2 separate regions of the Homo sapiens genome follow, and region 1 is linked to region 2. The links are chromatin contacts, found by Hi-C or POLR2A ChIA-PET in ENCODE. All regions are on one chromosome and are shown on one strand. Each heading gives the region's core, a stretch centred on a gene start or an enhancer-like site at or near the end of the contact. The rest is flanking DNA. Distances are from core to core; before and after follow the strand shown. Region 1 holds the start of PKM (pyruvate kinase M1/2). Region 2 overlaps THSD4 (thrombospondin type 1 domain containing 4).

The links. A loop is a pair of places that touch in the nucleus more often than their neighbours do. ChIA-PET counts read pairs that join two places held with the same protein, here RNA polymerase II (POLR2A). Pooled maps may share reads with other maps.
Region 1: a pooled map shows a loop between it and region 2 (6-fold over the local background). The contact joins the promoter of PKM here to the enhancer-like site in region 2. A Hi-C loop is called at or near these places in 1 of 37 single-sample maps with no recorded cell type and 5 of 50 pooled maps. POLR2A ChIA-PET finds 5 or more read pairs at or near these places in 1 of 52 experiments (activated T-cell).

The regions. Positions count from the first base shown.
Region 1 is chr15:72,229,835-72,232,547 of GRCh38, forward strand. It overlaps PKM (pyruvate kinase M1/2), which reads right to left and starts at 1,356. Exons shown (of 11, transcript NM_002654.6): 1 at 1,282-1,356. RefSeq lists silencers at 228-737, 1,298-1,797.
Region 2 is chr15:71,676,250-71,678,954 of GRCh38, forward strand. All of the region lies in intron 8 of THSD4 (thrombospondin type 1 domain containing 4), which reads left to right. Among named protein-coding and RNA genes, the nearest start is that of THSD4-AS2, 14 kb to the right of the region's middle. Within about 2 kb of position 1,267, at least 2 of the 41 ENCODE cell types and tissues checked have a DNase peak (open chromatin) inside an H3K27ac peak, as active enhancers do.

The sequences.
Region 1 (2,713 bases), core at 106-2,605, 550 kb after region 2:
ACCAGATCCCCACCCCACCCCGCGGCCTCCGCGTTCCACAATCAGGACGCATTTGTTAAAAAATGTGCCGGATAATTAAAAAAAAAAAAAAGAAAGAAAAAAGAAAGGAAAAGAAAGAAACGTGCCGGAGAGGCGCGGAACGGGCGAGGGCCAGGAGGCCCCAGCAAAGCCTGCAGAGGTTTATCCCGCCCGTTACGAGGCCCAAGGCCATCGCCCGGTGAAGCGGGGTGGGCCCTGGGCGCGGCCGCTACGTGCAGCCCGGCCGCGGCGAGATGGAGCGTGGTCCCTGGCGGCCACCCGGCAAGGGCCGGTCGAGCTCTCGGGCCCCGAGCCATTCCCAGGCCCTCGCAGGCCGCCCATCTAATCCCGGCCACAGGGGACGGCACCGCGCCGCAGGGGCAACCGCCCTGCCTCCCGGCAGCGGGGCAGGCCAACGTTACGTAAGTCTCCAGCTGCCCCCGGGCCGCCGCATCCCGCCCGCCGCGCGGGGCACCCAGCCCAGCCCTCCGCCCGCCCGCCCCGGACACGGGGCCTCAGCACCGCCCGAGCCTGCTGGGAGCTGGGAGGCGGTGATGGAAAAGGGGGGTGGGACCGCGCTCGGAGACCGGAGCAAGTGGGCGGGCGCGACCAGAGCAGAGAGGGAGGGAGGGAGCGGACACGCCAGGCGAGGAAGGGGATGCGGGGGAGCGGACGTGACCAGCAAGCAGGGGGAGGGGCGGCGAGAGGGAACTGGGGCGCGGGAAGGGCGGTCGCGCATGAATGGAGAATGGACGCGGGAGGGGAACCAGAACGCAGTTTCAATGAGTTACACAGAAAGCATTAGAATCAGGGGACACGCACAGCTTGAAGAGGAGGGGGTGGAAGGACCAGACTTAAGGAGGAAGAGGGGAAAACGAGCACGGAACAGGCGGCGCGGAGAAAGGGGAAGCAAGGGTGGAATCAATCACGAGGGACCGAGAGAAGGCAGGCGAGGATGGAGGCGCATTGAGGATTGGGGCAGGAGGAAGAGGATGGGACCAGAATGAGGGGGTAGGGCTGGGGCGGGAAAGGAGCCGGCGGACCCGCCTGATCTGGAAGGAACGGCGCTGGGGACTTCTGAAGAGCAGGCCCCAGGCGTGAGGAGCCGTTCTCCTCTCTCTGAGCTCCACTGCATCCCAGACGCCCTGGATCCTGCGCCGCCCTGCCTGCGTGCCCGGGGCCGGCCGGCGCGCCGGGATTCCGCACTAGCCGGGCGACTGGCCCTTGGTGGGGACTGATGGCGTAGCCTCCTGCACCGCTCACCTCCGGCGCTGACCGACTCGGGCTACGCTGCAAAGACGAAGAGATCCGGAGCCACGGCGCGTGCAGCTGCTGTGCAAGGAGCCACTGCCTCAGCCTCAAGGTTATCCCGCTGCGGGCCGCCGCAATCCCTCCGCCGCCCCGCCCTCTGCCCAATCCCGGCTCCGGGCGACCCGGGCCCCGCCCCCTGCGTCCCCGCGGGCGCAGTCACCTTCAGGAGGAAGCGCGGCGGCGGCGGCGGAACGCGCGGGCAGGTTGCCCTTTCGGTGGGACTAAATTCTGCGGCGGAAGGACACAGATTCAGAGTCACATTTTAAGAAACCTGATGACCAATGGGGACGCGGCGGGGCAACGGGGCCCGCCCCCGGAGCGACTTTCCTCCCAGACCCCCGGGCGCCGGGCCACCTGTTGCCGCCAAGTTGGGCTGCCAGATGGGGTGTCTTTTCTTGGCTCTCGGCCCAGGCCACCCCAGCTGTCCCGGCCTACCTGGGCAGGGCCCAGATTTATGGGTTCCGGGGCAGCATTCTCCCGGCCCCGCCCTGCCACTCCCCACTCCTCCGGGTGTCTGCTCTGGCGCACCCTCGGAGACTGAGCTGAACGGAAAGTTGGGGAGAGCTGCAGACTTGTGCGTGGTTGGAGGTCCTGGCCGCCTTCGGAGGGGCTCTGGCACTGGAGCGGCAGTAGGGAGAACTAGGGACTGCGAAGTGGGCCTGGAGCGGGAGCGCGAGGCCGTTTTCCTCTTAGGACCATTCATTGTGTTAGGACCGCGGAACAAGGAAGGACCGGTTGGGGCCATGTGAATAATTTAGTAGGGTCTGGAATCCTGCAGAGCGAATGCCTCAGAGTAGAAAGTAAATAGACGGTGTTGATATTAGCGCAGAGCTGGGCATCTGGAAATATCAAGTCAGAACATTAGGGCCGATAACCTATGCAGGAGTCAGCATTTCTGTTTTCACCTTTGTCGTGTTTAAGTCAGTATTGTTGGAACTTTTCTTACATTTTTCTACAAGACATTTTCTGATTTCCCAGTTGTTAGCCAGCAACTAATGATGCGAGCAGTTATCAATTAAACAGCTGTTAACTCTTGCCTTCATTCACAGATACAATGTTGCGCATTCAAAATGTGAAGACCGTTCTCTTAGGTTCTTTTTTTATTTTCCTGGCAAAAGAGACCAAATGGGTGTGACCTGCTCAGGCATACCCGCTGCCTGCAGCTGAATCACAGGCCTTCATTCGCTTCCTGTTAGCTCAGATAAGCTGGGAGGAGACAGTGACAGCCTAAAAGTAAATTTCTGTTTGAAGTGAGATAAAAATCTTTCACTTTCTTCTGTAAGTCTTTCCTGGTCCCTTTAGTTGTTGTTGGGAAGGAAATGCTTGATTATTAAGGTGGTGAAAGAACATGAAGTTGTTGAGAAGGAAAAAAGACATGCCCCCC
Region 2 (2,705 bases), core at 17-2,516:
TTAAGTACATTCACTGCTATCACCACGATCCATTTTCAGAATTTTTTTTTGAGACGGAGTCTCGCTGTGTCGCCCAGGTTGGAGTGCGGTGGCACGATCTCAGCTCACTGCAACCTCTGCCTCCCGGGTTCAAGCGATTCTCCTGCCTCAGCCTCTTAAGTAGATGGGACTACAGGCATGCACCACCATGCCTGGCTAATTTTTGTATTTTTAGTAGAGACAGGGTTTTACCATGTTGGCCAGGATGGTCTCAATCTCTTGACCTCGTGATCTGCCCACCTCGGCCTCCCAAAGTGCTGGGATTACAGGTGTGAGCTACTGCGCCCAGCCTCAGAATATTTTCTTATCCCAAAAGCTGTACTCAGTAAACAATAGCCCCCTTCTTTCCCCGTCCTCCAAGCCCCTGGTAACTTCAACTCTCTGCCTCATGCACTGACCTATTCTAGGAACCTCATACAAGTAGAATCACACAGTATCTGTCCTTTTGTGTCTGGCTTATTTCACTTAGCATAATGTTTTCAAGATTCATCCCTGTGGTAATATGCACCAGAATTTCATTTCTTTTTTATGTATATGCCACATTTTGTTTATCCATTCATCTGTTGATGGGCACCTGGGCTGTTTCTCTCTTTTGGTTATTGTGAATAATGCGCTATGAACATTGGCATACAACTACCTGTTTGAGTCACTACTTCCAATTCTTTTGGGTATATACCTAGGAGTGGAATTGATGAGTCATATGGTAACTCTATATTTAACTTTTTGAGAAACTGCCAAACTGCTGTCTACAGCAACTGCCCCATTTTATCTTCCAACCAGAGTTTCAATGTCTCCACATTCTCGCCAACACTTCAAGTGTGTTTTTGAAAGAGTATTTAAGCATGTGATATAATAGGCACCAATGGTCAGCTCTGAGGCATCAGGACAAGATGCTGCGCTGGGCTTTGTTACCTGCTGCAGGTCATGGCAGCCCCTGGAGACGATTAAGTCACAAACAACTCAAAGTGATATCCTGACTCTTGGCTGAATGTTCCTCGTCAATGCTGGTAGATGAGGAAAGTGATCATTGAGTATTTGTTTTTTATTTGGACTCAGTTCTTGCCTTTTCTTCACCAAAAGCTTTTATGACTCTTGTCCAGAACCAAATATTCACAAAACAAAGATTCCATGCCAAAGAGACTGTGCCCTCTTGCTGTGATTTGGAAAGATGCTGTTGTTTGTTTTAGCACTCCTGGACTTACTTTTGGATTACATACTTTCCACATGGTGTCTGACAGCGCACCTCCCTTTGATTTAGGACAGCTCTGATGTCCTTGCATCTGTTTACAGGGACTTTCTTTTCACTTTCAGAGTCCTTTGCCTTGAAAAGCTTTCAGATATGCTGGAACGAAAGGAAATCAACTCTGCCCCACCCCCTTCTGCTGATTGTTTCACATTTTCTGCTTTGTATTGATAGTTAGCACCTAGCTACCCTGGAAATGTGAGACTGAGTTTTCCTGTTTGTACATGGATTTGTCTTTCATTTTCTGGGGAAATAGTTAAGCTGTGGTTTGTTTTTGCTTTTAATTGTATCGTCTGTCTCAGAAATATGCAAAATGCCCACACCTGTTTTCCTACACTTAATGTGATACTTTCCTCAAATGCAGGAAACAGTTGCTGAGCTGGCTGAGTCTTGAATTTTTATGGAAGTGATTTGACACCGCTATCCTTGCATGAGGAATAACATTGTCTCCTAGCCCACTCTAGGCAGCAGCGCCTAAGGACAGCATCTTCAGCAGGGCTGTTAATCGCTCCCAGGTCTCCTATCTGGATTAGGATAATAGCTGAGAATCCATTATCTGCAAGTCCAATGTGGTTAACACTGTCCCTAGATCCGCCTATTCCCTAACCCACTTGGAAGTGCATTTAAATCTTCCCTGTTTGAATCAAAGTCTTGCTTTTTTGTGATATGTTAGATCACTGAGCTACCACATTAGGGAACTAATACAAGCTAAGCCCCAAGAAGAGATATCTAAGGTTTAAACAACGTTTAATAAATATAGTTGACTTAATGAAAGAGAAGTGACTCCTGAGAAAAACAGTAATCTTGAAGATTTCTTAACCAACAGCTGGGGATGACCCACCCTTTGCTTCTCCATGGTTACTGCTCTCACTGGGAGCCTCTCTTCCTTCCTCGTGAGCATCAGAGCTTCAGAAATGTGAAACCTGCCTTCTAAGATTGCCCTCTTCTCTCTTCAGGCCTTACTTTCCCATGGAAGAAGTTGAGCACCCTTTCCCCTTTTTTATTAAGCAGAACTCTAGGCACATTGTGCTCTTCTTCTAAACCTTGAAGTCTTGCAGATAAGTCACTGAAGGGGTGGTCTTTGAAGATAAGCCTCCTTTCTCCCTCTCATCATGAACCGCCTTTATTAGCTTTGCTCTGGCTGTTTTAGCATCAACAGCTTTAAGAATAACTTTTGGCATCTCCTGACTCTACCCTACTCTGTCCCCAAGCCAGACACTATTCTCTGAATTAGAAACCATATAAATGTCAGCATGGGAAAGACTCACTCCTTCTGTCTGAATTCTGAATCAATATTCATGTTCTTCCTTGGAAAATGTACTTTCACATAGCCCCACCCTTTAACTTTCTTTGTGGCCTTATAGTCACGCCTATATTTGTTATGCTTTGGGGGCAGAATTTGTCTCATTGATCAATATTTATT